Regions from separate parts of the Homo sapiens genome. Here region 1 is linked to region 2. The links are chromatin loops, found by intact Hi-C in ENCODE. Cell type or tissue: sigmoid colon. All regions are shown on one strand. Links, peaks and the distances in the headings refer to the core of each region. The heading gives the core; the rest is flanking DNA.

Region 1 (15,520 bases), core at 6,207-10,206, 190 kb before region 2:
ACCTGGGACTGCAGCCTGGCAGGGCTTTGCGCTGACCCCGCCCATCATCTCCCCTCTGAGAGGGGGAGCTACAGCAGTAGAAGGTCAAAGCAAGTGGGACCTGAATTTGACTTGCTATGTTTGGTGGAAGGTGTGGGTGGCTCAACTGCTCAGCTGCATGCGGGGCCATGGAGAGTGTTTCGTCCAACATTCTCAGTCCTGGCTGCATATTGGCATCACCTGGGGACTCCTTTTTCGAAACACTAATTCCATGGCCCCGAGCCCTTAGACATTCCATTTTATTTAATTTATTTATTTATTTGAGATGGAGTCTCGCTCTGTTGCCCAGGTTAATAGGTTCCAGGTGAGACCCAGGAATCAGTGGTTTGGTTTTTCTTTTTTTTAAGCTTTTTATTCTGAAAAACAGGGAATGGAATGACCCCACCCTCTTACCCCCAATTTACGTATTATCCCATTTAAACAATTTCAACACTTAGCCAGTCCTGTTGCAGCATTTCCCCCCGCCCACGCCTCCCCACCCCTGCACCTGCCCCTTGTTTACTTTGAAGCTATCACAGACATTCCCTGCCCATGATTGCAGGATCCCCAGGTGGTTCTCTTGTGCAGACAGGATTGAGACCCACGGATCTAGTCCAATCCCTTCATTGTGTAGATAAGCAAACTGCAGCCCAGAAAGGAGAAAGGACTTGCGAAAGTCCCACAAAAAGTCCCTTCCTACTTTAACATTCGATGAACATGTGAACTTGGAAGCACTATAGAGACTTCTGAAGTGTCTTTGTCAAAACACTTCTGGGAAAGTTCACCCAGGAGCCAAGGCCTCATAGAGATAGAGTGGGCTCTGCCTCAGGTGCCAACTGAGCACTTGTCTCTTCTGGTTCAGTCCTGCTTTGTTCTGCTTAGTCTCATTGAAAGACTGAGCAGTAATGACCCTGTTTGAATCCTCCCAAACTGCGTGTCCCTTTGGTTGAAAGTCAGCGGCTCTGTTTTCTGGCTGCAGGGCCAGGTGGAGCTGTGATGATTCAGGGCTGGGAAAGTCAGGGTTTCTGGCCTAAGGAGCTCCTCTAAGCTCCAGAGACATGGAGGCCAAGTAGTCTCAGAGGTTCACACAGTCTGCAAAGGCCAGGTGGCAGGGCCTGGGGTGGTGGGTGAGCTTCCCTGCAGGAGCATGTGGGCATGCCATCTCTCCTTTTTTTTTTTTTTTTTTCTAATCAGAAAACAGATGCGAATTGTGAAACCAAGTGTTTGTTGACTCAGGACTCAGGACGTCTTTCAGAGGAAGCAAATCCTCGGGGTACTCAGCATGCCCTCTGCTGGGTCTGGTTAGGAAGGCTTGGGGTTGAGGAGTTGTTAGTGGTATAACAGTAGCCCCAGAGTTTGATGTGGCTTTGGCAAATGTGCAGGGGGCTGGAGTGATTCCCTTTCCCTCCTCTAGGAAAGCCCCTTTCCACTTCACCCCTGCTGGGTGAGCCCTGTCCTGGTGCTCTTCCACGTGACTCTACAGAGGCAGCCAGCAGCCTTACTGGCTGGCTCTTAAAGAGGCTGCGGTTTGGCCCAGGGCTGAGCAAAGAGAGAAGGCCGTGTGTTCTCTAGCCTCAGGAGAGCTGGGGGCAGGGTATGCCAGCACATCCCTGGACTAGCCTACACCCTGTCAGGTTTTCAAAGCATGGAAAAGACCCTAAAAATTAGAAGATTGGGACCCCACATCTTCGTTTGACATTTAGCCTGAAGTCCAAGGGACAGTCATCTTTGGCCCCTTAAAATATCAGTGACTTCCAGTGGAATTACAGTTGGGGTCCTGACTTGAGCTGTTGATGTTTTTGTCACATCTACGTTTAACCTCTAGATTGCTAGATAGAACTGTGTGTATGTGGGTGCATGTGGGTGTTGGGGGAGAGGGTTGTCACAGTGGACTGAGTGTTCACCATAGAGAGAACTTGGAGACACAGGGGAGAACCAAAGAGTAAAGTCCCAGACTGCAAGACCCTTATGGTTCAGCTGATAAGCAGACAGTCCCATATATGTGCAAGAAACCAAGGATGCTTGTATTTGTGTTTGCCAGCAAGGCCGATTCAGGGGGCTGAAGCCCATCAAGTGTGGCTGTCAGAGAACTGGGGGATGGCTCAGAGGTGGGAGGGGACTAGCTAGAGGCATGGTAGCTAGAGCTAGCAGAGTTTGACAGAGCCAAGTGTTGTCCTTGGAACAAGAACCAAAGGTAACCTAGAAGCCCACATACCCCATTTCTGAATGCAGACCATGGGGTCAATTAGGGTCTATGTCATGTCAGGCCCAGCAATGGCAGCCACCCACCTCTTTTACCCTCTGTCATTGCATCCCCAGATGGCCAAGCCAAACAATACCTTTACTGTTCCAGGAAATGTACAAATGCATTTGATGATATTTCAGGTACACATTTAATTTTTAGTTAGCATAAATGTGTACACTATACAGGCAACACTTAGTACAGAAGAAGGTACATACCTAAATTGGCTAGTGGCATATTCCAACCTCAGGTTCAGGCCAAATAGAACTGGTTGGGCTTGTGGAGATTGCTAACCTCTTCCCTCAAAGAGGACCCAGGATGGGATCAGGGTGGGATGGGACATGTTATGCAAGGCTGGGAGGTCACCTGACCCCGTCACATGTGTGATCTTGGGGAAGTACAAACTTTGCTGAGACTTTTTACCTTCATTTTCAAACTGCATGGGCTCATTTAGCTTCTTGCCAAGATCTTTTCAGCTAATTCTTTTCTTTTTTCTTTAATTAAAAATCCAGAGATTGAATTGCCCTAGAAAATGCAAACATTCAATGGTGTTGCCAAATTAGGATTTCTTCTCCTCACTTTCAGAGCTCTTTCCAAGGAATTTTATTTAAAGAAAACAAACATTTACAGTTGTTGGTTCATCAGTCTGCCTGTTGCCTGTTGCCAGGTGTTGGGAGGCAAACAGCAGTTTGAAGACTATCTGGCTGTTCTTCTGAGTATAGTTGCTGAGGTCAGGAAGATAGAAGGACAGAAGGAGGCACATTCTTGGCTCCTGAGCATAGGAAAGTGTGCAAGGAGGCCCAGGTGGCTTTTCTGTTGGCTGACACTTTGCAGTCTTTGAGAAGACGCAGTGTCTGGTGCTCTAGAAGCAGGCTGTCTCCTGGCCATTGGCTGCCTGGGCAGCCTGGGTCCTGCTGGCTGGCTGCAAGTTTGTCTCAGGTTGTCTGATCTCTTTCCTTTCCGCAGTCCCTGAGAGAGTCCATCCCCACTCCAGTCCCAGGGCCTCTGCCTTTGTATCCCCATGTTCCCCGGGCCTTGATCCACATGTCCAGCATGTCCTCTCATTTTCCTGGCCCCTAAAGAAAAGTTCACCCCTGAGCCAGCAAGCTGCTCCTTCCTTCAGGTCTTGGAGCTCTAAGAAGACACCCATTAGTTGGTTTGTTTCCCTTTGGCATAATTACATCTTGATTAGTCTGCTTCCTCCACTACACTGATTAATCCTTGGCTGGGGGCACCTTTCCTCTGTATTATGAGCACTTCTCTCTCAATCTCTCCACCCCTAGGGTATAATTCCAAGGTCCTAAAGTTCCTCTTCCAAATCACAGGATCCTGGGGCTGGCTCTGGAGAGAGTTAAATGGGACATTGCACTCAAAGACAAATCTACTGTAAGGTTCTGATCTGAATCCCGAAATCTACATGTTCCCATGCAGAGTTCTCAATTCCTGCTTCCTCAATTCCCCTGCCTGGTGTGGCTGCCCTCAGAGGGATAAACATTCATGAGCAGATTTGGGCTCATGCCACAGCCTGTAGTATTTCAGGTGAGTGCAGTGTCGATAGATGAACATTTTCACAAGTGCAGCTGCCTTCAGCTGGATGACAACCAGCCCTCACCTCCTTGGCCAGAGGCCCAGGCACACAGGGTCCTCAGTCACTCACTGTGGCTGGCCCACCACTGGGGGTGGGGTCCACCTTGAAGCAGCCTGCACAATCCCACCAGCTTCTCTTCACCTTCTTGCATTCTCCCAGCAAGACCACAGCCCCTCACAAAGAGCTCCCAAAGAACGGTCCAGGGGAAAATTCAGCTGTCTTTATTATCTCCTGTTCTCCAAATGGCTCATGGGAAAGAGATCAGGTCAACTTCATTTTCTCTCAGGAGGAACACTGCAACCAACACCCTTATTTAACTTAACCACTCCAGTTCCAAGGGCTGCTTACTTGAGCCTGTCTTGAGAACAGAGCCTTTGGAGCAAGCAAAGCCTGTTTGCAAACAGTGAGATGTAGGTCCTCTCCTGGGGGCTACAGGCTGCTGCTTCTCAAAAAGAGGCCACACCAAGGGAATGTGAGCAATGGAGAGGAAGCTCAGCCTCTCTCCAGATGCAGGGTCTGGACTGCGGGTTCCAGGTAGTGCCCTTGGGCCCCGTGACCTGAGGAGCTGAGAGAGGCCCACGAGCAATCAGCAAGTCACTAGTCTTTATTAGGCACTTAATGCGTGTGGAGGGTTGGCAGAAAGGCTGTAGGTAGGGAAGCTAAAATGTCCTGGCCCGTCTTGGGAAGCTTAGAACCAATTGGGGAAGTAAGACCAACACAGAGAGCAGTTAGAGTACATAAAGGCCACTAGCTCACTCTGTGACTCTGGGCAATGCTCTTAACCTCTCAGAGGCTCCATTAACTCGTCTGTAAGTTGGGGATAATATTAACAATAGCCAAGCCAAGGCTGGACCAATCAGGTGAATTTTTTGAGCTTCCTTCTGTTTCTAAGACTGATGACTCTGTGAGATCTACACTGTACTTCAAACTTCTTGTTCAAAGGAGTTCAAAGAACGGTAGCACTTGTGGGCTAAAATGGTCAGAGATTGCTTCCTAGATTGGGAATTCCTTGCAGGTAGGGCTGGGGAGTTTAATCTTTGTGTCTCAATCCCTAGTCCACTCCTGGAATTCAGCAGGTGCTCAATAAATGCACCTATCCTGAAGGAGTGCTGGGGAGGGGGAGGAGCTTGGTCTGAATCTTGAAAGATTAGAATTTGTCCGGTGCCTAGGAGAAGGGAGGGCCTTTTGGGCAGGGGGCAAGGCTGAGGCTGGAAGCCAGGGTAGAAACATGGCATGGATAATGGCTGTGGGCTGGTGTGCCTTGCTGTTTGTTGACAACTTCTGCACAGCAAAGCATTTAATGTCTGAACTCTTCTCCACGGGCTGCTGACTATAGTCGTCTATGGTGTTTCAGCCCATCTGGCAGAGGGACTCTTGGCCCCATTAACGTGCCTTTATCTATATTGGAAGAGCAAGAACTCAGATGCGGAGTCAAGGACCCTGGCTGGAGTGGGGAGCAGCCCAAAGCCCCAGGAGCAGTAGTGCTGAAGCCAACCTTGGCGGGGTTTCAGCCTCGGCAGCAGGTTGCTGAGAGTGTGGGTGGGAATACAGATATTTTGTTCAGGGAAGTGGGAGGAATTTCGAGTTCTTTTTGGAAAATAGGATAGGTTAGCTCATTTATTACTCATCCAGTCTTTTAAAGGATAACACAGACTTAATGCTAATCTAAAAGTATTTTCCAACAAAAGCTCTGAAATGTGAGAGGGACACAAGAAATGTCACAAACAGCTCCCTTTCCAGCAAAAGAAGGGTGGGCATGAAGAACCATAGCAGAGTCTTGGGGCTTTCCCTGCAGCCTGGAATGAGAAGCCCTTCATGGTCCATGTCTATTTGATTACTGCAGACTCTAGGCTTTCCATGCACCACTGAGGAAGTAAAATCGAGGGAGAGAAGGATATTTATTTATTGGCTCTGGCTGGCGTCTCCCCTGTCTGTCTCCCAAATGAAGCTATTTGGGCTCACTCCAAACCTTAGGGAGTGGACAGAGGCTAGTCTGCTGGGGATGGAAGTTTTGCTGGCTGTCATTCCACTCTCCCAACTACCCAAAATCCAAAACAGATGTATTTCCCAACCTTCCTGATCCAGACTCAGATGCTCAAGGTCAAGGGGATCTCCTCAGTATTATTTCTGGTCTCATGGACACTGGGCAATGGGGTGGTAGATTGCTTTTGGGTTCTCCCAGGTTTTAATGTGTCTCTCAACCAATGCCTAGAACTATGTTAGGCATAGTTGGGAGATAAAGAAAATGCACAAGACAGAATTGCTTGCCTCAGGAAGCACATGGAGGTTTAAGATATCAAGATCAACACATTCAAAACAATTAGAAGTAGACTGTGTCAAGGTGGCAATTAAAGGCAACTTTCTTAGAGCTCAGCCGTGGCTGGCCTATTTTGGAGACACAACACACACAGAAAGAAACTCAGGAGTGTCTGGGCTGAGAGATTCTTCAGGAGGCCAGAACTGCCTCTAGCAATAAGAACCAAACTCAGAGATGGGAAAACTTCAGGATGCAGGAATCACAAAAATCAGGTGGCTTCTCACCTAGAGATGATTTACTATCCCCTCCCTCTCCTCCATTAAGAGAATGTTAAATAATAGCCAACATTTATTATGCATCAGGCACTGTTCTAATTGCTTTAACAGAAGTAGGTCAATTGATCCTCTGAATACCAGTGAAGTAGGTACTATTATTAACCCCTATTTCTGGATAAGAAAACTAAGGTACTGGGAGGACCCAACCACACCGCCAAAACCCAGAATCCAGAGTAAGGTTCCTGATCCCAGGCTCAGCTGCTCCCTGTGGGCCAAGCTGAGGATCTGGCCAGGACTTAGGAGGTGAGAACATAGTAGAGACTGCAGCAGAGATGGTAGCCTGAAGCAGAGATGGCCCCTTGGAAGTTCTGGAGGGATGCAGAGATGTCCTTTCCTGGGAAAGTAGCCAAATCAAAGAACTCCCACCCAAGGCCTCTTGGCTGCAGAACCAGCTTTACCCCTCTCCTCCCCACTCCCTGCTTCAGCTGCTGGGAGTGAGGGAAGCAGCAGAGGATTGCAGCTTCCCCAGGCTTCTTGCTGATGAAATATCTCATCTACACACTTTCCTACTGTTTACACATCATGGTGAGCAGGTGGGCAGACCACAGCCATGCAGATTTTCAGACAGCCTCAGGAATACCAGGACTGGGGCTGGTAGGCAGAGACTGTATCAGCAAAGGACATGTTGGTGGAACTAATGACCTGGTAATTTCCACAAGGGATCACAGAGGGATGCTGGACAATGTGGCAGAGACTCTGCTTGCTTTGGAAACTTTCAGAAGAGAAAGGAGGAAGTAGGTCTTCTTGGAGGATCCCAAGCTTGAACTGATCATTGCAGAAAGAGTGGAAGTAAGAGGGGCTGGGTGTGAGTCTCCTGAACAGAGACGAGAAGGACTCTGCACAGCCACAGGACCATCCATGCAGGGACCCAGGGAGGCCACACTGAGGATGGGGAGGGGCCAGAGTGGTGGGGTGGAGAGGCCTTCACTGTGAGCTTCAGGAGGGCCTGCTTGTCAGGCTTTGGGAGTCCTCAAAGAGCCTAAGAAGGGAGCTGCTGCGTTCTCCACAAACCCTTATTTTACTTGTTTTGAATAAAACTGAAGCAAAAAAGGAGAGAGAATCCTGATTTTCCTTTTATAAGAGACAAAACTTCCAAAATAGTTCAGTTTTGCAGTCCAGTTGCTTTGATAGGAAAATTGTGTGGAGAGGGATATTTAAATGAGATCTATATCTGTGGTGAGAATAGCTCCATTTCCCTGAAATGTTTGCAGCCACAGCATTCCATGTCCACAGGCTTGCAAATCTCTCCCAAAGCTCAGCCCACAACCTGCTCTTCAACCCACGCTGAAGCTGCGTCTGTCTCCAGAACAAATAATACTATGTCTTTCTTCAGGCCATGAAAGCACGGTAACGTTCCTACATAAAATAGCAGCAGCTAAGGGGTCTTTGTTGAATTAAACAGGAGGCAGCAAATTCAGGACTAGATAATGAACACCTACTGTATGGCAGCTACTGGGGAATACAAACATGAATAAGACCTTACCCCTTGAAGAGGATCAGAGGGCCGGTGAACCCATGGGAGACACAGCCCAGGGTGCCCTGGGGGCTGGTAGCATGACAGACTTTTCTAGTTTTGGCTCTGAAAATTCCACATCCCAGGAAAACTACCCTAAACCCATATCCCCAGTCCCAGTTAAACTGGGGCTATTATTCATCTTCCGAGGGTCTCTGACTGTTGGAATCTGTTTCCTCATCTCGTTCCTTGCCTCTATCCCACCCCTGCAAATAGGCTTTTGAAATAAGCCAGCATTTAACTTCAGATAATAATAATGATTGATAATGAAACTAAAAACAGCAACAGCAATCTACCCTTGATGATAGTTCACCACCCCGGCTGCCTATTGGAATCACTTGGGACGCTTTTTAAAAAGATCAGCACCCAGGTCCTATCTTAGAACAATTAAACCTGATGTTCTCCAGGTGCTTTCCATGTGCAAGCAGCAGGAGAAACACTGCCTAGGGTTTAGGATGCTGCAGGAGAAGCTCCAGGAGAAGCAGCAGGAAGGGGGCTGCCCAACCCTGGTGTATTTCCTGGGGTGTTTTCAGCTTCTGAGCCAGACCAAGGCCACTCAAGGATGGTGAGGACAGACCCGGCAGGTCCTAGCACAGATGCTAATTTGGGAAGCAGCCTCTGAGCCGCACCACAGGCACTCCACTGTGTCTGTCCTGTCTTGGGGCACAGCGGCAGAGGCATGCCCACGCAGCCGGGCTCAGCGCCTCTTCGAGAGGGACCGCTGAGTGCGGCTGTCCTCTCCAGTGGGCCCGGGAACCTACGAGAGTCCCTGCCCACCCATTTCCAGCCCCCTGGCCTTGCTTCAACAAGTCACGCCTGGGCTGTTTTCTAGGCTGCTGCTCCCTGGCGGTTCTGGGTTTCCCATTTGTCACCTCCGTGAGAGAAATTAACAGTTTTGCCAGACCCCATATAAACAGGAAGGCAAGCTGTTAACAAGAGCCTCCTGCCCTGCTGCCAAGCCCAGAGCTCACGTTTCCTTTCTCAGAGCCTGTCAATTGTAAAGAGGAGAAAAGAAAAGAATGGGCTCTCTCTGGGCACTGTATGGGTTCTCTTGCGGCCACTTGAATGCCAGTGTCGGGCTCGCTGACAGCTGGGTCTGCAGCTGGCTGGTTTTGTCTGTTTTTTGAGGGACAGTCAGGGATAGCCACTGATTAAATCAGGAACAAAACATGACTACACTTGCGGCTGTGCAGACCAATGCTGCTGAACAGCAGAGAACAATTAATTGCCATGTTGTGGAATGTGTGGATGGGGGCGGGGAGGCAGTTGGCAAATGTAAGAATGTGCAGGAAAATGTCAAGCAAATGCTCGTGTTCATTAGAAGCTGAGGGAGAGGGAGCCAGCTCAGTGTGTTCCCAGGACCTACCACGGTGTCAGAGCTCTGGCCACTGCCTGCGTGCCCAGCAAGCAGCCTTCCCACTGGGGGCGGTCAGCCCACTGATGTGCTGCAAGGGGGTCATGCTTTGTCAAATAAGATAGGGAGCCCCTCAGCTCTTGGGGTGGCAGTTGTATCCATTTTCTTGAATATAGGGCACAAAAATGCCCATTTTCTATGTATGTTGTTGCAGAAAAAGGCTGGCTCCCTGCAGGTTTGCTGTGGGCTTCACTCTAGGCACTATGCAGCATCTACTGTGATGCTCTGGAAGCTTGCAGCCTGACTCTTATCCAAAAACCAGACAGGGAGGGCATTGGTGGGAGGCAGCAGTCCCTCAGCCTTCCACTACCACCAGGTAAGAAGATGGCTGCTCTTCAGTGATGCAGATTCACAACAGCTTCTGCAGAAAGACAGGAGCGGGAGGCTATGTGGATACAGGCACTCTTCAGCTTATGATGGAGCTACACCCTGATAAACCCATTGTAAGTAAAAAATATTGAAGTAAAAAATGCATCTGATACCCTGATAAACCCATTGTAAAGTTGAAAAATCCTAAGTTGCACCATCATAAATCAGGGACTATCTGTATGTATTTAAGCTAGGGAAGTGAAATGCATTCATATATTAAAAGAGATGGAAAAGAAGAAGAGCAAGAATGGTATCCAAAGGGGTCTGGAATAGCTGTGAGATGGTTTGGGGCCTGGACAAGGGGAATTTAGAAATTGTTGGATGCTTTTTGACATATCTCTATGAATGTTAAAGACTGAAATTCCTTTTTATAAAAGCTTTATTGCTTGCTGAGCTGTGTATTGGACTTCCTGCTGAGACTGAGCCCCACAAGGCCCTGGCATTTATTGGGGTTACAGAAGAATGTTATCTTTCCTATCCTGTGTCCTCCCTGGAGAGTTGAGCCCCAGATAAGGGATGGTGTGCAGGTGGTTTATTTGGAAGTTCTTTGGGAGGTGATCCTAGGGGGCAGAAGTGAGGGACTGGGGAGAGAGAGGGAAGGAGGGATAGTCAACATACGGTGTGTTATTGAGGCCATTGCCGAGCAACTGCAGCTTAATCCCTCCCAGGACCTTCTCTCACAGCCGGGAGCAGTGGCTCACGCCTGTAATCCCAGCACTTTGGGAGGCTGAGGCGGGAAGATCACCTGAGGTCGGGAGTTTGAGACCAGCCTGGCCAACATAGTGAAACCCCATCTCTACTAAAAATACAAAAATTAGCCTGGCGTAGTGGCAGGCACCTGTAATCCCAGCTACTTGAGAGGCTGAGGCAGGAGAATTGCTTGAACCCAGGAGGCGGAGGTTGCAGTGAGCTAGGATCGCACCACTGTACTCCAGCCTGGGCGACAGAGCGAGACTCCGTCTCAAAACAAACAAAAAAATCTCTCAGGGTTGTCTATCTGATGGTCAACCAGAAGAGGCATTCATCTGCAGCTCCCACTGGCCCCTGTTTGAGGGTTACACTGGAGCCATTAACTCCCTCACAGTCAGAGCTGTACATATGCGAGTGCTAAGTGGGCTCCCATTAGTGTCCACAGCATTGTAGAGATCCCAAAATAGAGAAAGCAAAAGACATGGGCTGGCTCTTAAGGCAAGAGGCTGTCAGGATGAGGCCAGCATAGACTGCAGTTAGAATCAGGGGTGAGGCTGAGATGGGAGGCAGAACACCAGAGGTATCTGATCTATTATCACACAGAATGTGGGCCAGGCCCCTTCCTGACTTGACCCTTGGAATGACTGAGATACAAACACAGGAAGGGTACGTGGCCTTAGGCCAAGCTGTGGCAGAGAAAACTTCAGAGCATCTCTACATTCCTTTATCTGCTGTCTCCTACCTTGAGGGGCCGCCTGACCTGCAGACTTTAAGGCACTCATGTAGTGGCAGCTCCTGGAACTCCCACTGCTTCACCGCCTTTCTGCGGGGCTCCCCTGCCCTACTGCCTGGATCCTACAGCTCCCCAGTAGTCCCACCAATTGCCATTAAACCTCCCAATCTTTACTGGGAGGATCTCTACTTACTGTTTCAAGGCAAAAAGATGATTAAACTATCTCACATGGTTGTAATTTGGGCCTAAAATAAATGACTCTAGTGGTAGCATTTCATGTAGGCAGGTCCAAGGAAGACAGATTTGTAGACAGAGTTGGGAAAAGGGTCAAAGAGCCAATGAGTCTCCCTATCCTGAGGGATGCCTTGACGGAGCCACAGCATGAACTCATGTTTTCCTGAATCCATCTCAGTTCATGTGACAGGATGGAAATGCTTCCTTTCTTAGCCAGTGTTGCTTGTAACGAGTTCCCTGCAGCTCAGGGAAGGGAGCAACATGTACTGCTTTGTTGCTTCCTGTATAGAGAAGGCAGGAATGAGGAAGTTCAGAGAACACTGTCCTGAGCAGCTGCCACAGGAGACCCAGCCCAAGCTCTGCATGCAGAAAGGCACATGGCAAGAAATTCCCATCCTGCACACGTGGATGTGATGGACACCCTCACTCCTTAAATTTTGAGGCAACTAGACTGAAAAGGGCTCTTGCTTGATTTAAACAATTGAACTCTTCCTTTTGGCTCAGGCATCTTGTTGCTTCTTGCACTGGCTTTGCCACTGACCTTGGGTAAGTCTGAGCCAATGCTGGATGAATAACAGAAGATGCTGGTCCCATTTATTTCATGTACTATGCTTCTGGTAGGTTGTGGTTAGTGCTGTGGTATTTTTATTTTTCTAGCTTTCTTTATTTAAAAAAAAAAATTAAAAGATAAGTTTTAAAAATTATTATTTTGAAGTTTACCGTAACTATTAGCTCTAGTTCTATCCTAATTTATGCTTCCTTTGAAACAATTCCCAAAGGGTCTTCTTTCCCAAAAAGGAGCCCAAAAGGGAGATTGGGGGGAGTTTAGAAAACTTAGATTCTGGGCTTTTAAAAAATTGACATATAATGATTATACATATTTCTGGGGTACATAGTGATGTTTTGATACATATAATGTATAGTGATCAGGGTAATTAGCATATGCGTCATCTCAAACATGTATCATTTCTTCGTGTTGGGAACATTCACTATTCTCCTTCTAGCTGTTTGAAACTATATATTATTGTTAACTATAGTCATTCGGCACTGGCAGAGAACACTAGAACTTAGTCCTCCTATCTAGCTGTAATTTTGTATCCTTTAACAAATCTCTGCTTATCACTGTCTTTCCCCTACCCTTCTCAGCCTCTGGTATCCTTCCTTCCACTTTTTACTTCTATGAGATCAACTTTTTCTTAGCTTCCAATATGAAGGGGGACATGCAGGGAGAGTGTTTAACTTTCTGTGCCTGGCTTATTCACTAAACACAATGTCCTCCAGTTCCATCCATGTTGCTGTGAATGACAGAATTTCATTCTTTTTTTTGTAGCTAACTAGTATTCCTGATGTATATATACCACATTTTCTTTACCCATTCATCCGTTGTTGGACACCTAGGTTGATTCCATATCTTCATATCTTGGCTATTGTGAATAGTGCTGCAATAAACATGGGGGTGTGGATGTCTCTGATATACTGATTTCCTTTCCTTTGTATAAATTCCCAGTAGTGGGGCCGGGCACAGTGGCTCATGCCTGTAATCCCTGCAGTTTGGGAGGCCGAGGCCAGCAGACTGCTTGAGCCCAGGAGTTCGAGACCAGCCTGGGCAACATGGCAAAACCCCATCTCTACAAAAAATAAAAATAATTAGCCATGTGTGGTGGCAAATGCCTATAATCCCAGCTACTTGGGAAGCTGAGGTAGGAGTATCGCTTGAGCACAGGCTGTTGAGGCTGTAGTGAGCTGAGGTCATGCCACTGCACTCCACCGTGAGTTAGTGACAGAGTGAGACCTGTCTCAAAAAAAAAAAAAAAAAAAAAAAAGATAAATTTCCAGTAATGGGATGGGATTGCTGGATCATATGATAGTTTTATTTGTAGTTTTTTGAGGAATCTCCATACTATTCTGCATAGTAGTTTTATTAGTTTACCCACTGACAGTGTATAAGGGTTCTCTTTTCTCTGCATCTTTGCCAGCATTTGCTATTTTTTGTCTTTTTGATAATAGCCACTCTAACCGGAGTGAGATGATATCTCATTGTGGTTTTGATTTTTATTTCCCTGATGATTAGTGACGTTGAACATTTTTTTCATGTCTTTCTTTGTTGGCTATTTGTAAGTCTTCTTTTGAGAAATGTCTACTCAGATCATTTGCCCATTTTTTAATGAAAAAAAATTTTTTTTTTCCGTTGAGATATTTGAGTTTCTTGTGTATTCTGGATATTACTTCTCCTCCATTGTGAATAGTTTGGAAATATTTTCTCCCATTCTTTAGATTGTCCTTTCAGTCTGTCGTTTTCTTTGCTGTACAGAAGCCTTTTCAACTTGATGTGATCCCATTTGTTACTTTTTACTTTGGTTATCTGTTCTTTTTGAGGTTTTACTTAAGAAATCTTTGCCCAGATCAATGTTCTAAGTTGTTTCCTCTATGTTTTCTTCTAGTAGTTTTATAGTTTCAGGTTTTAGATTTAGGTCTCAGATCCACTTTTTGATTAAGGGTGAGATGTAGGGGTCTAGTTTCATTCTTCTGCATATGGATATCTGGTTTTACCAGCACATTTTATTGAAAAGACTGTCCTTTCCCCAGTAAGTGTTCTTGGCCCCTTCGTAAAAAAAAATCTACTGGCTATAGATACATGGACTCATTTCTAGGTTCTCTATTCTGTGCCATGGATCTATGTCTGTTTTTATGCCAATACCATTCTGTTTTGGTTACTACAGCTTTGAATATTTGCAGGACTGGTAGTATTATGCTTCCAGCTTTGTTCTTTTTGTTGAGGATTACTTTTCCCTGAGGAGGCTATTCAGGGTTTTTTGTGGCTCCATACAAATTGTAAGATTTTTTTTTCCATTTCTGTGGAGTATGTCATTGGTATTTTGATAGGGATTGCATTGAATCTATAGGTGGCTTGGAGTAGTATGGTCATTTTAACAATATTAATTCCAATATTCTTCTAAACCGTGATCATGAGATGTCTTTTGATTTTTTATTTTTTGTATTCTCTTTAATTTATTTCATCAGTTTTGTAGTTTTCCCTGTAGAAGTCTTTCACCTCCTTGGTTAACTTTATTCCCAGGTTTTGTGTTTTTTTGTTGTTGTTTTTTGTTTTGTAACTATTGTAAATGGATTGCTTTCCTGATTTCTTTTTCAGCTTGTTCATTGCATATAGAAACATTAGTGATTTTTGTATATTTATTTTGTGCCCTGCAACTTTACTGAATTATTTCATCAGTTCTGAGAGGTTTTTGGCAGAGTCTACAGGTTTTTCTATATGTAAGATCACGTTGTCTGCAACTGACTTCCTCCTCTCTAATTTGGATGCCCTTTATTATTTTTTTTCTCTTGACTAATTGCTCAGCTAGGACTTCCAGTACTATGTTGAATAAGAGTGGTGAGAGTAGGCATCCTTGTCTTGTTCTAGTTCTTAGCAAAAAAACTTGCCGCTATTCCTGGTTCAATATAATGTTAGCTGTGGGTTTGTCACACATGGCCTTTATTGTGTTGAGGCACTTTCCCTCTATACATAATTTACTGAGAGTTTCTGTCATGAAGGGATAGGTCTGGTTTTATTAGTCAGAGTCTAATGAGAAAAACAGAACCCCTTAAAGGTGTGTGTGTGTGTGTGTGTGTGTGTGTGTGTGTGTGTAAGGGGGGAGCATTTAACCTTCTACAATTATGGGAGCTGGTTAAAGAGTCTGCGAGGCTATCGTCTTTGTGTCTAGTGATGGAGTTTGAAGTCCTTGGAAAAGATAGTTGGCAAGTGCAGGTGAGAAAAAGGACAAGCTGGAACCTACAAGCATAAAGTGGAACCTATGAGGAAGGATAGAAATCAGTGTCAGTTCCACCACTGCTGACTGGATGGTTTGTGTGTCCTTCAGAAAAGCTGGCATCCTCTGTCATGGAACTAAACACACATTTAGCCTGGAAGTTGGAGAAGCTGAAGAAGGATCCAGGGGAAGGTAGAACTGCTGTAGACTTGACCACTACTCCTTACCAACAAAGTGAACCAGTGGATAAAGGATAACCTTTGTGAGTGACAAAATGGCTGCTGCTTAACTTCCAAATCTCACACACGAGTTTCTCTATTGGCACAGCCTAACCAGAAACATATAGGAAAGGGAATTCTG
Region 2 (15,520 bases), core at 4,717-8,716:
TGGTGTGTTAAGCAGCAGTTAATGGCTGGAACGCAACCAATGTTGTCTACAGTGGAGTCTAAGGGGAATCTTCTTCCCAAAGTTTAAATGGAGTAGCTCTGTTTTTAATCTATTTCACATTTTGGGGTTCTTCATAAGAAATTATTTATAAAAAAGTAGCTCCATGTCTCAAAAAGTTTGACTATCACTCCATAGATAATTGAGAGTTGGCTAAATAAATATGGGCCACCCTTGCAGACCATAAAAAGCATATTGTGACAGCAAATATTTCCTGACTAGATTGCTTCAGACAAATATATTTAGGCCATTCTGAGTGGATGTGTATTTTTATGTGATTTCTAAAGCCCTATCAAAGGATTCCAATTCCGGTTTCTAACACTCCTCACCATTAGGAAATCCTTTTTCAGAGACTCATAGACTCTCGACTATGCTCTACTCCAACCCCTGCCCTTGTTTGAGTTAAAAAAAAAAAAAAAAAAAAAAAAAAAAAGAAACTCATGGCATCTCTCTTAGTGATCTGGACTGTAGCTCTTGGAAGAGAGCAAAAACTACTTTCTTTGGTGTCAATGTCTTGTGTTAGGCATAAGATGATGAGAAAATGTGTCTTAATATTATTTTAATTGGAAATAATTTCTTGTAAAATTGTACACCTATGGCCCTGAGCTTTGCCTAAAGCATTTGAAGTGCCCTTGCCAATCAACACCATTTTTACTTCAACACTTAACAATGCTATTTGTAGAAAGATTTCCTTAAAGGCTTTCAGCGTGCTCAGCTAAGAGCGGTGTTTTTAGTCTTGCTACACTAGTGTACTGGTTCCTTTTATCATTCAGACCATCTGTGATGAAGTCTATTTTGTTAACTCAGAAAACCTCAATTTCTGTGAGACTTTAAAATGAGGCATTAACATATTTTTATGGATTGTGCTACCATTATGGTTTTGGAGACTTCTCATCTCTGTTATTAAAAAGAAAAATCCTGCCATCTAAGCTTCTCATAAGAAACTATTTTTACATTCATAATCTTTAAAGATGCTTATGGAAAGAAGTGCTTTGAACTCTTTCAGTAAGATTTTAGTTCAGCCTAAAGCTTAACAATAATGTAATTTGAGTGAGGGTGGCTGATCCCCACCTGTCAGTGATGCTTCAGGAAGATACATAAATCACAGCCAGCATCTCAACTGAAACCAGTTTAAAAATTCATGCGGCTAACAGTCATTCCTGTGTGATCTGGTTTCTTAATACCTTATTACACCCTGCATACTGGGATTTTAGGCCTGGAATGTACCTTTAAAATTATCTTATTACACCCCTTTCTTCTATAGATGAGTAAACTGAGGTCACAGATTGTGACTGGAAAGCATACTTTCTTTCCACTATCCCTTTGCTGGTCAAAGTGTGCTTGGACCGGTAGCACCACCTAGGAGCTTGTGAGAAATGCAGGGTCTTGGGCATCCCACCAGACCAATTGCATCAGAATCTCCATTTTTATAAGGTCTCTACATGATTCCTATAAGTACATTCATGTCTGAGAAACCCTGCTTGATACCACATCTGTTTCCCAAAAGCAGTGCAAGGCTCTGTAATCCAATCAATCCAGATTCAAAATCCAGATTTTCCACTTTCCAACTAAGTGAACAAATTACACAACCTCTCTGGTCCTGCTTCCTCGGTAGTTAAATGTGGGTATTAATACCTACTCTGAAAGGTCATCATGGGTTTAAATGAAACAGTCTTTATATAGTTCCTATTCAAGTGTCTGAGGATAGACTGCTCAATAAATGGAAACTGCTGCTATTGCTGCTACTATGGCTACAACTATCGCTGCTTTGCTACTATTGCTGCTGCTGCTGCTGCTCCTGCTGCTATTACTACTTCTACTGCTACTACTGCTATTGCTACTAGTACTACTGCTGCTACTACCACGGCTCTTTGTATCATTGCTGCTACCACTGCTGCTTCTGCTTCTATCACTAATTCTACTGCTATTACTGCTAATAGCTGCTGCTGCCACCACCATGGTTATTAATATCTCAAAAAGGGAAAGTAACCTTTCAGACATTGACAAGTGTCCAAAGTGAAACTGAAGCCCAGGTACACTTCCTAATTTCCCGTCTGCTTTAAGTATAGCTAAATACTAGAGCCAACATTCTTGTTTAAGGCCTTTTCAATCCTTGGAGTAAAATGTAGAAAAAGGAGACAGCTTTTTAAAGATTTCTATTTAAACCTCCTGGAACAGTAAAGTCAATTTGCTCAATTCTGTGTCTTCTCAAACCATTATAGCTTCAGTGGGTCTGAGTTTCTTCTAGGTGGCAGCTTCTGTTTCCTTTAACTATGGAATACTGCCTTTCTCTAATTTTGCTTCTGGCTTCCAAAATATTTTCCACAGAAAGTTTTACTGGATCTGATAGTACATTTGTTTTCTTAGAAAACAGGATATATGTTAAACTCTGAGGTGACCTACTAATTTCAGTCTTTGTCCTTTCAGCACTCAGCCCTATGCTTAGATGTACTCACTTTTCCTTGCTTACGTGACCCCATTTTGAATAATTGTAAAGGGGGAAACACCCTCATTACATACAAATAGAATTTTGCCATTTTGCAAACTGAGATAGATGTTGATTTTCTTTGAGGTCCCAGAATGACTTCTAATCCTTGTTCTTAGAACTGAACATATGTGACTCAATTTGAAAACAATGGCTAAAATGTTAACCTCTTAGCTCCAGCTAGACTGGATTCCAAAAAGTTATAGATCCTCTGGGTAGTGGAATAGCATATTTGTTTGGAATGCACCCAAATATCCTAACAAGATTTGTGAAAGCATTTTGCAACCATTGACACCTAACCACAAAATGTCTTCACATACTCAACTAGTGACGTGTAAACAGAAGAACAGGATTGTGTAGCAGAGCCAGTTTCAGGCAGCCCCACAACAGAAGATAATGCATTTCCACACTTTGTAAGAAATGGCATGGCCTAATATGAATGGATACCATGAAAATTGTGCATCTGAGCACATGAGTGGGCTCTTCAGTACCAGTGGAAATCTAGGATGAAATGGAAAGCCCTTGAACAAGCCATGCTAGAAATGATACAACCCAACCTGTTACGGAGGTGAAAAAGTGCTGGGCTTTCCATCCCTCGGAGGCTGAGACTGCTTGGCTACTGCTAGGAGAGTACAGCGATGGGTATCTCAGCATGGGGTGGCATCTTGTGCTTGCTCAGTTTAGCAAGCACTGTGCCTTGTGCTTGTAATGAACACTTAAGCATTTGAAGGATCTAAATGAATCAGAAGATCTAGTATATATTTCTCAAAGCCCTCCCCCTTGCTCACTTACAAATTGGCTAAATTCACAAACAAGCTGCTTTATCAATTCAAGGAGCCTTGCATGACTCCAAGTGAGTTACAAGTCTTAGATGTAAATAAGAAGTTTAACATTTTCTGAGTGGGAATATAGATATAGAAATATACTGTGCTGTCCTGAATTCCAAAGGTGGCATTTCCCACTATCAAAAAAGGTTTAAATTATTTAAAAAATAATTTTAAATTATTTATGTATTTACTTATTTATTTTTAAGCACTTACATGATACTAACCAAACACTATTTTAAGCACTTTACAAATATAAATTCACTTAATACTCACAGTCATCTTCACTAGGAAGGTATTACTCTTGTCATCATTCTATAGAGGGGAAATAAAGTCATAGACAGTTTAAGTAACTTGCCCAAAATTACACAGCTAATAAATGCCAGGATTGGAACTCAAGCAGTTTGGCTCTAAAGTCTATGCTATCACTTACTATGCTACATTATGAGGTTATTATTTTGGAATTTTCTTTATACTTAACTAGTAGATAAAATTTTTAGCTTGCAATACTAATGAAACCGTGATGGTGAATTCAACAGTTGAATGTGCTAATTATTGGAGCTCTGCATATATAATATATAAGCTATAGGCTATATTTTTAATATCAAAGTCTTTATTCGCTAACTTTTTCAGTTTACAAGATTATGATAGCTTTTCCTTTTAGGATCATGTGTTATTATAAACTAAAAATATAAAAAGCAAGCTAAGCACTATTTTAAAAAACATCCTAAAGGTACAATGCAAGGGACCAGTTACAAATGCCCAGAACCTGCTAGAGATTTGTAAGAAATCATTTAAAAGAGACTGGAAATACATTATTTGCCTGTTGAACACCTCAGTTCTTCCTTTCCATGCTGCTATTTGCATGAAAATTTGCTGCTTAGGTCAGGGCTTATGATAGGTTAGAAAAGTTTCCAATAGCCGAACACAAACCCAGGAATCAAAGTCCCCCAAATATACACAAAGGAAAAAACACACACACAACCTACCTAATCTGTAGCTAGAGTGCTTCTGGGCCATGGAACCACCCCATTGTGCCTTGGCCACTCCAGCTCAGAAACCAGAGTGTTGCCATGGTGGCAGGGACCCAACCGTGAGGGCTGGTTTCAATACCCAGCAGCTGTTCACTTCAGAAAAAGCAGGATGGCAGCCCACTTCTGAATGCGCATTTTTCTCTAGGCTTTGACCTGACCTGAATATTGTTTCTCATTGAATTTCCTTTTATTTATTTCTTTTTAGATATCAACTTTCCTTGAACTTTTCCTGTCATTTGTGTTGCAGTTGGCAGAACTACAGAACTTCTCCCTTCTGCAAAAAATGTGTTTTTTTTCTTTAACCATTTCTAAGTTTTTCCCTGTGTTGTCTTTATCTCCCCCACTTCTATATTTTACACACACACCTGTGCCTCATTATATGACGACCCAGGACAAATTCATCAGGTTTGTTTATTCCAAGAAGTGTGAAGGCCTCAGGTAGCCCCCTAAAAAATCCCTCCATGACTCACCTGACAGCAGAAATTTGTCCTATGAAACTTTGGAGCTGGATTAGAAAATATGACCCTTTACTCTCTTCATTCTGGCCATGGTCATAGAATCTGTGTTTAATCCTAAACACATTCTCAATTCACACTTGATTCATAACCTGCTTTTTTCTTCTCTTTGTTTACATGTTGGCAAAACATAAGGAATGTAAAAATATAAAAACTATTATGAATTATGAGCCCTGCTCACAAGGATTGTAGAAAAACTGTTCTTGATGCAAAAAGGAGCTGCACTATATTTAAGGTGAATTTATCCCTCTCCAGCTCTAAAGGAGTTTGGAATAATTTATAAATGAGGTTGTACTGCTGTTGAATATTTTTTTTAACTAGAAACAGTTTGTTTACAAGTTGTTACTAAAGACTGTCAGAAAAAAATGCTTGTGGACATGGTATCCAAAAGGCTGACAGAACCCAGAACTTGCTTGGTATTCATTTGAGAGCTCATCCAACATTATCCTGCACAGTGTATAATTACTTGCATGTTGGGAGCCAAAAAAGGGAATGTAACCCTGTGAGTGTGTGTTTATACTGAAAAGTTGGAGAAGCAAAACAATTCAGCAGCATTCTTCATCCCAACATCTGGGAATAATTAATTTGCTAGCTATGATGTATAACATGAAGTTGATAAAGTTGCCTGAAGCTCTGCATTTAGACCATTTGCCTTATTTAAAGCTTTCTGCTTTAGGGTTTAACACTGTGGCTAATTTTAGTAAATCTTTTTCTTTTTATTCCTGAAATGCTGTGATGAGGAGGAACCTTCTGCTTATAGTTTCTTGATCATTTTCTTTTTGCTCTTATTGTCAAAGTGTTCAGGAAGCTGACACTCACAAACTTTGCCTCCTTCTTCCTCTGCAGTGCAATGCTGCAAGAAAAAGTTCTAGAAACTGAGGCCCTGGAAAATGTCATTGGGTTTTTACATCTCTCTCTCTTCTCTCTTCTCTCTCTCTCTCTCTCTCTCTCTGTCTCTCTTTCTCTCTTTCTCTCTTCTCTCTCTCTCTCTCTCTCTCTCTCTCCTAAACACATATTTGAGCTCTGAAGAGTTTCTCTGGAATAGAGAATGTGTTTTTGTTCCATTTTACAAATCTTAGGCTAGGATACTGGAGACTGTCATGTGAGACTCTCAGTATATTACATATGGAAGGTATTGTGACAAGTTCTGATGGTTTATGTTAGGTGCTACATTCCCTTGATTGTGACTTTTAGAAAGAAAGCACAATATAAATACAATGTCATCTTATTGAATCTAACAGTTCAAGGTGGTACAGGGGGCTTTTCAGTCCCAGGGCTGTCTCCTCCAGTTTCTCACTGAGGCATGCTAGAGTGAAACACAGTTGTTACTCTGACCTTAGTTTGTTTAATTTGGGATTTCAGAATAAGAGCAAGTATCTTATTTTTATTGGCTGAGTGCTCCCAGCTTTGAACAGTGCTAAAAGTTTTCTATAGCACTTTTGAAAGCTCATATTTCACAACATCCAGCTATTTTCTTTGGAATCCTGGTGAGAAACAAACTGAGGAACTCCCAATATAGTCAGGCTGAGACTATCTCATTCCCCTCTGTCTTTTCTTAAGACTTATCTCCACACTTTGACAACTGTTTCACATCACTTGTGCCCTGTATTTTGGGATTCTTTGGACTAAATTATATGTTGTTGTCCTTCATGGTGAAAAATGATAACTTCTAGAAAAATGATAATTTTCTATTTATATAGATAGGGGTTGTACTCACAAAGAGTAATGGCCTGAGGGCTTGTCCTCAGCCCAGCACACGCTCACTGGCCCGAGGGAGAAGATGCTTGGGCAGGGTTGCTGCTTTTGCTCATCTGCCTCTACACTCACAGTCTCTGCATGTTGTGACAGCTTCCTGCTTCCTCCTTCAGAGCTTAGAAGCAGGGACTGGACCTTCTTATCAGTGTCTAAGTAGTCATGCCATAGCTTCCAGATGCCTGTGCATGGGCCAGTGACTGGGTTGACACTGGTTGGTTATGAGGTTTCCATGACCTGTTTTCTGATACAAAAGAAAGAAAGAAAGAAAGAAAGAGAGAGAGAGAGAGAGAGAGAGAGAGAGAGAGAGAGAGAGAGAGAGAGAGAGAGAAAGAAAGAAAGAAAGAAAGAAAGAAAGAAAGAAAGAAAGAAAGAAAGAAAGAAAGAAAGCAAGCTCCCTGAATACAGGGACCTTCCCTGTCATGTTTACCACCTAGAAAAATTTCTGGTGCCTATCACTTAATAAATATTTGGCTAATGAATGAAAAAACAGATAAGTGGAAGAGTAAGGTGAGTTTTTCCTGATACTGAATGTATTCATTTTCAGAATATAAACTTCTGATACTGTGTCCTTCCTACCTTTTTGCTTTTACAATTTATTTATTTTTGTTAACAAAATGATATAAGTCTAAAGAGTTACTAGGAAGATTTTGGGCAAAAAGGAAGTATTAAGCAACCTGATGTCAGTTTCCAAAATTCTTGCACTGGCCTATAAAATTCAAAATTTGGAAATCACTGCCCCATGCATGCTTTTTCTTGCTATTGCCTTGTCTTTCACAATGTACGTTTTCTTCATAACATTTGCCTATGAAGGGGAAATAAAAGGTTAATGCCTATGAACCAAAATGAAAAACATAATTCTAAATCCATATCACTAACATTGAGCATCCACTTTGTGCCAGGCCCTGAGGTATGCACATTCACACGCTGTCCCACAAAAGTCCTGAGAGGCATGTGTTATTACTTCCCTTTTACAGATGAAGTGACAAGTGAGCCAGATTTTGGATGATCCAAGGAAGTTATGGGTGGCGGAGGAGATCCAGGAGAGGTTAATGGAAGATGTGGGACTGAATTGAGTCTTGCTAGTCAAAGATAATTTGGCTGAAGAAGAGGATGGCATTCTGGCAAGAATAAAGATGAGGAGAAGGAATGCGCACCACATAATTTGGAACAGAGTCCAGACTGACCTGAATGGAAAGCAAGCTGCAGATAGGAAGACTGTGTGCACATAGATAATTGGACAAGATCCTCATTTTGCAGGTATTTGGTTGGTGTCTTAGTCCGTTCAGGCTGCTATAAGAGAATACTATTGATTGGGTGGCTTATAAACAATGAAATTGTATTTTTCACAGCTCTGGAGGCTAGGAAGCCCAAGATCAAGGCACCACCAGATTCAGTGTCTGGTTCATAGACAGCTTTGTTGTGTTCTTACATAGCAGAAGGTGGTGAGGGTGCTCTCTGGAGCCTCTGTTATAAGAGCGCTAATCTCATTTATGACAGCTCCAGTGTCATGACCTAATAACCTCCCAAAGGCCTTATCTCTAAATGCCATCACACTGGGCATTAGGATTTAACATATGAATTTTGAGGGGACAAAAACATTTAGTCTATTTGTCTAAAACTTGCTGACAATTTGGCTTCCCATTCAACGAGTCAGTGTCCTTAAAGACATATTTGTCTCTTTGAATTTGTTTACTTGACTGTTTTGGGCTCCAGTGATGCTGCCTGGGAATATTCAGAAGCTGGGTGATTGTGCTCTTAACTGCCAAGCATGTTTTCCTATAAGGAAGATTCTCTTCAGACCTTAGTACACAATCTGAGGGTCTTTAAGCATAATCAGTCAATAGCTCTGTTGCTGAGTGTGCAATGTGTTCTTAGTTTTCTACAAGAGCTCAGAACTTTCCCAAAGGAGCAGAAGCCTAGCCTATTACAAGTTTCAACCCCACTAATGCATGCATAAGCTTAATATAAATATTGTATGAGGCCGGGTGCAGTGGCTCACCCCTGTAATCCCAGCACTAGTACTTTGGGAGGCCAAGGCGGGCAAATCACCTGAGGTCAGGAGATCAAGACGAGACTGGCCAACATGGCAAAACCCTGTCTCTACTAAAAATACAAAAATTAGATGGACATGGCTGCAGGCACCTGTAATCTAACTATTCAGGAGGCTGAGGCACAAGAATCGCTTGAACCCAGGAGGCGGAGGTTGCAGTGAGCTGAGATTGTGCCATTGCACTCCAGCCTGGGCGACAGAGCCAGACTCCATCTCAATAAATAAATAAATAAATATTGTGTGACACTAATCTTACTAGAAAGTCCTATTTTTTTCAATGGTGATAGCCTATGCATTTAAGGATATGCTCACCATATTAACTCTATGTCATCTCACTCATTGAAGAATGAAAAGTTGGTAAACTTGGCAAGATATGTATTTGTAAAGCACCTAGCTCAAAGCCACGTGGTAGGTGTTGAAGCTACAATAGATTCCTATTATTCATGGATTTCATATTTAGGGATTTGCCTACACACTAAAAGTTATTTGTGGGCCAGGCGTGGTGGCTCACGCCTGTAATCCCAGCACTGTGGGAGGCCGAGTAGGGGGTGGATCACGAGGTCAGGAGATCGAGACCATCCAGGCTAAGAAGGTGAAACCCCATCTCTACTAAAAACACACAAAAAATATTAGCTGGGCATGGTGGTGGGCACCTGTAGTCCTAGCTGCTCAGGAGGCTGAGGCAGGAGAATGGTGTGAACCCGGGAGGCGAAGGTTGCAGTGAGCGGAGATCGTGCGCCACTGCACTCCAGCCTGGATGACAGAGCGAGACTCTGTCTCAGAAAAAAAAAAAAAGTTATTTGTAACCCCAAAATGAACACTCATGGTGCTTTCATTGTCATTCATGGACATGCACAGAGCAGTGAAAAATTTTAGTCATCTGACATACACATCCCCAGCTGAGGTTAAACAAGGTGATGCTGTGCATTCTTGTTCCAGCTCTCATACTGTAAACAAGTGTCCTTTTTGCAGTCTATTTAATGCCATGTTTTTCACATTTGTGTTTTTCTTGATAGTTTTGATTCTTTTTTTTTGAAATGGACTCTTGCTCTGTTTCCCAGACTGGAGTGCAGTGGCACAGTCTTGGCTCACTACAACCTCTGCCTCCCAGGTTCAAGTGATTCTCCTGCCTCAGCCTCCCGAGTAGCTGAGATTACAAGTGTGTGCCACCACGCCTGGCTAATTTTTGTATTTTCAGTAGAGATGGGGTTTCACCATGTTGGCCAGGCTGGTTTCGAACTCCTGACCTCAAGTGATCCACCCACCTCGGCCTCCCGAAGTGCTGGGATTACAGGCGTAAGCCACTGAGCCCAGCCGATTTTGCTTTTTAAGATGGACCCCAAGTGTAGTGCTAAAGTGCTATCTAGTGTTCCTAAGCACAAAAATCACCTTACAGAGAAAATATGTGTTAGATAAGCTTTGTTCAGGCATGAGTTACAGTGTTGTTGGCCATGAGTTCAATGTTAATCAACAATATATATTAAAGTAAACAAGGCATCTTTAAACAGAAACACACATAAAACATAATTATGTATTGATTGGTTAACAAAAATGTGACAAGAGGCTTGCAGGAATCTACTCCTCTATATTCCCTAGGGGTGTTGGCTCACTATTTGCTAATCAGTGTTGTCAGTGACTTTATAGAACATAACTATTATGAATAGTAAGAATCTACTGCATTTATTATTATAGTAGTTCAAGAAAGCCAAACTGTGTGATTGCTCCCTAAGCCTAATCTAGAAAGCGTGTTGATGATATTGTAAGGTTATGGCCAGGTGTGGTGGCTCATGCCTATAATCCTAGCACTTTGGGAGGCTGAGGTGGGCAGATCACTTGAGGTCAGGAGTTCGAGACCAGCCTGGCCCACATGGTGAAACCCCGTCTCTACTGAAAATATAAAAATTAGCCAGGCATGGTGGCAGGCACCTGTATTCCCAGCTACTCAGGTGGCTGAGGCAGGAGAATCACTTGAACCTGGGAGGCAGAGGTTGCAGTGAGCCAAGATTGTGCCACTGCACTCCAGCCTGGGTGACAGAGCAAGACTCCATCTCAAAAAAAAAAAAAAAAATTATATCAGGTCCTACCGTCTTTCTTCTGCTTCTGCCTTACCTGTTTCTCAAAGTAATGTCTCTTCACAGTTCCCATTCAATGTAATATTTCTTCAGTTCTTGAGCTAATCTTGACTAGGGCAGAAAGTTAATAATTCCTTGGGCCTACCGTTCGTTAAGCTTGTCATGAAGTCAGAACCTCCAGCCCCACTCTTGTCAGACCTAGAGGCCCACCTCAGTGATGAAGCTGTCAGGCCAGAACTTTCAGGTGTACATCACAGTCCATCATACTGGGGATCTGTGTCCAAAGATGATCCCTGAATGTCCACATCATCATTGAATCTCATTACCTCAGCATTTCCTACAACTGAGCACCCACTGTCTAACCGGTATCAACCTAGTCAAGTTTGTACTCTCACAGGGGAGACAGACCAATAATCAGATGCACTATAATGTGTTCATTCATGTGCAGATGATGCCGTGAGAGTATGAAGGAGCGGTATTAAATCCAGCAGGAAACCTCAGTAAAGGTGGTTTTAGAACATAGTCTGGAAGAATAGGAGTTGGCCAGGCAAAGAAGAGAGTGAAGGGTATATAAAGACGTCTCAGATAAATGGAACAGCATGAACAAAGGCATGGAAGCGTGAAACAACATGGATTATTCTGGAAATCACAAACATGTGAGTATTACTGGTTATAAAATGGAAGGAGATGAGAGATGGGAGATGAGGCTGGCTGGGGAGAAGCCCTGTCATGTGGCACTATTCATCATGCCACTGTCAGGAAGCCAACAAAGCAGGGTAACCCAAGATACATGATTAGATTTGAATTATACAAGGACCATTCTAGTGTGTCTGGAGAATGAGTTCGAGGAATGTCAAACTGGAGATGAGGAGACTGTTTTAAAACTTTTCCACTAGTCCTGGTGGGAGATGTTGAGGTCCTGAGCTACAGCAGCAGAGATACTGTAGAGGAGAAGTTGATTCAAATAATATGAGGTAGTAAAATCAACAGGATTTCGTGATTGTACTAGTCAGGATGAACTGGATTATGCTATGGTAGTAAATGATCCCATCTGAGTGGCTTAACACAAAAGTTTATTTCTTAATCATGCAGCATCTGCTGCAGGTCTAAGCATCTCTCCAAGGCAGCCACCCTCCATGACTGCTATCCAGGCTTCTTTGATTCGGTGATTCTACCACCTCAACATAACATCTCTGCATTCAACACAACAGTAGAAGAGAAAAGTCTCAGATAAAGAGAATCAAGAAAGAGCTTTTCACTGCCTTAGACCAGTAATAATAAATGAATTTCCATTCACATTTCATTGGCCCAAACTAGTCTTATGGCTCTGCCTAACTGGAAGTGGGTCAGGAAGTAGAGTCTCTTGTGTGCCCAGGAAGAAACGAAGAATTGGATATAGGTAGGCACTGGTGATGTCTACCACAGCCCAAGAGCATCGTGGAATAGAGATGGGCTAATCACCAGAGTGATAATGCACATGGTGGATAGAGAGGTACGATGAGACTATGATAACCCTCAGCTCTCTAGCTTCAGTGTCAGTCAGTAAAACAGGGAAGACTGGAGGAGCAGTAGATTTGAGGGGGAAATGATGGGTTTAGGGCACATGAAACATCCTAGAGTAAACGTTATATCCAGAGATGAGAAGCAAAAGTAGAGTGGGGTGGAGGGTAGTTGTCAGGCAAAGCTGAAGGCAGGTACAGGGTTTGAATATTTTAGGAGGGGCAGCAAACAAATCATGGTCATGAGTGGCAGGCAAAGCAGACAAATAATCAGGAGAGGGTGTATGGGAAGAAATGTAGACTGATGCTCAAGCTACTCTCAGCATCAGGTATACATTTGCCTGATGCTGTATTTTAAAATGTGTTGTTGAATGCCTGACCCTGCTCACAACTTTAGCTAGTAATGGGAGCCCTAGTGTTCTGTCTCTCTTCACCTATTCAGCCTGGATCCTGCTCCCATAAACAATCCTTCTGTCTGGAGCCTGGCCACATGTAGGCAACCTGCATTCATCCCTTATCCCCAATCTAATCATACCTTGGAATATCTTCTGCCTTTCACTAGCAAAGACCACACCATAAGACAACTGGCTGCATCCTTTAGACTCTGCTTTAGACCCTTGTCCCAGGTCCAGATTCTCATACAGGAAAGTTCCTCCAAACTCCATCCTGAGCCCCTACACACATGACTGGGCCTGGCCCTCACTCACTAGCCTCCCTGCCAACTCAAGAGAGCTGTGGTCCCAGCTTGTCATGCCGTTAGAAATTCAAGAAGGTCAATAAAAGCAATGGTTTCATGTGTTTTCCCCCCGAAAAACAATGTGTCCTTACTACCAATAAAGGATGAAATTTCTCTTAGACTTACAGAGTGGGAGGTAAATGGCATATAGGAACCACCCTAGAAGCATTAAGGCAGTCAGTGTAGGATTAAGTTTGCTCCCAGCTAGACATGAGGCTCCGTGTCCAGAGTCCGTGGCTGATATTACAGAGGGACCTAGAGTGGGGAAGAAAGAGTTTCCAGGAAACTCATAGTGGCTTTAGGCAGTAGGTCAGAACTGCATCCTCATCCCCACTAGGAGGAAGCTGAAAATCCAAGATCAAGTCTATAGAAAGACTCAATAGGTCCCATCAGGGTCCAGGGAGGTGAAGCAGTGCCATGACCCCAGGAATGCCAAGCGTCATGGTCACACTGACGAACAACACTGTTCCAGGAGTTCTTGTCTGAACAAGAAAGTGTTAAGATAGATAGAGTCCTGCCTCCCCAACCCTTTTTCCGGGAAGATTGGCAGAAGCAAAGCAGCAGGCAAGGAAAACCCTGTTAGGGGCATGGTGCAGGGCAGATCTTCTCCAACGCATGTGAAACTTTGAGACCCAGGCTTGAGGGGATCAGATAGGCAGGCTGGCTGTTCCAGAGGCTGCCTAAGGGCAACCCTACCTGACAGAACCCCTGAAGTCTTTGAGCCTCTCTCTGACCTCTAAGAACAACTTATTCCAAGCTCCCACTATTGTCTGGGTGAGAGTGGCTACACTGGTTCAATGCCAGTGTGCTTGAGAAAAGCAGCCTGCCTGTGACTGGCAGCTCCCTGAAAAAACCGTGACAGGGGCAAGGTGTGGGTAAGAGCTAAGATGAGGCCCTGTGATAACTGCCAAAGCTGACATCTAATTATTTGTTCCAAAAGAGTAACATATCTACAAACCATCCCAAGAGTGTTCAAGTTTATACCATTGCTTAATGCAATTAAAAAAAGGTAACAAATATGAAAACACATTGTATACTATAACACTTTGAATAAATGCAGGGTATCAAGACTCTTTAAAAGTTAGTCATGTAAAAGTAGGCTTTATAGCCCAACATTATGGAGAGGCACTGCGAGAAGTATTTTATGTACATTATTTTATTCAATTTGCCCACAACCATAGGAAGTAGGTACTGTTATTAGCACAGAGTATCCAACCCTAGTCATGCAGCTAATTGGCAGATGGCAGAGCCCATGTTCAAGCCCATATATGTGTTGATCTAAAAAATCCTCTGCAATAAAAAAAATCCTCTGCCATGTACCATGACCATGTACTTTCCCCAAAGACTAAAAACACTGCCGTTCTTTGTTTCAAACATCCAGCTGAGCTGTCTCTTCACTTACTGGCTGCAGAGGTTATTCCTGCATCACCAGCTCTGGCCTCCACTCTCAGCCTAAGAGCAGCCTCTTGGGGGTGTTGAGGAGGGCCTGATTCTAGAGGAGGGCTCTTTCCAGTACTAAGTCCACAGTCCCCTGCTCTGACTGCTTCAAGTGCTGGGGCTTATCTGGCAGCCCTCACATTCCTTCTAAGTTCCCTAGGCAGGACACATTCCTGACTGGGTGGAAGGAAGAATTCCTAGCATTCTTCAGCCACTGTCCTCTTGGAGCTCTGAAACTCAAGTGGGATGAAGGAAAAGAAAAAAGAAAAAACCAACCTTCATTTCTAATGTTTGGAATTAATCTGAATTAAGTCCTGCTCTCCAAGCCATGAGAAGGAAAAAAAGAAAGGGATTCAGGATCACTGAGACATGTACTTGCGGAATCAGGAATTCTCAACTCTTTCTCAGTAGTTTGTAGGGCCTGTGCGGTCTTTGAATTTGACCTTCATGGTTGACAGTTCGGATTGTTTGTCATTATTATAAACGATTGCAACCCTAATTTCAGGCATACTTTGTAAACAGAACAGTCAAGATGCTTGTGTGAACATTTCCTCTCTGCGACAATAACATAATACTTTTATAAATGGATTTATTTATTTATCACTTACATTATCTCATTTGATCTTCACAAGAAATCTATGAGGTTGGTATTGTTATAGTCATGCTTTGCTTATCATTGTGGATAAGTCCTGAGAAATACATCATTAGGCCATTTGTCATTTTATAAACATCATAGAGGGTACTCACACAAACCTACTACCCACCTTGGCTATGTGGTATAGTCCATGGCTACACACCTATGCAGCATGTTTGTATACTGAATACTGTAGGCAAATGTAATACAATGGCAAATATTTGTGTATCTAAACATAGAAGAGATACAGTGAAAATACAGTATTATAATCTTATGGGATCACTGTATTATGCAGTCCATGACTGACCAAAATGTTGCTATCAGTGCATGACTATATTTTCATTTTTCAGAGGATAAATGTGAGCTGACAATTGAGGTGATTTGCCTGCTGTCAAACAGGTGGCAAGGCAGAGGTGGTCTGT

The links. Hi-C counts contacts between places; a loop is a spot of excess contacts. Peaks named below come from ENCODE experiments on the same cell type or tissue, not always from the same donor. Only the 100,000 strongest peaks of a DNase experiment are listed, where the experiment ranks them.
Region 1: a loop joins it to region 2, with 1.9 times the contacts of the local background. A loop is called at or near these places in 3 of 110 quality-filtered maps.

Annotation. Positions count from the first base shown.
Region 1 is chr2:62,466,698-62,482,217 of GRCh38, forward strand. It overlaps a transcript of TMEM17 not described here. Among named protein-coding and RNA genes, the nearest start is that of TMEM17, 32 kb to the right of the region's middle. RefSeq lists an enhancer at 8,919-9,651. In sigmoid colon, for the core only: no CTCF peak of the experiment used is centred there; DNase peaks (open chromatin) are centred at 8,704 and 9,234; H3K4me3 peaks cover 1,586 bases.
Region 2 is chr2:62,658,253-62,673,772 of GRCh38, forward strand. No RefSeq gene overlaps it. Among named protein-coding and RNA genes, the nearest start is that of EHBP1, 40 kb to the right of the region's middle. RefSeq lists enhancers at 1,791-1,890, 1,941-2,050, 4,331-4,380, 13,094-13,595. In sigmoid colon, for the core only: no CTCF peak of the experiment used is centred there; a DNase peak (open chromatin) is centred at 6,719; H3K27ac peaks cover 448 bases.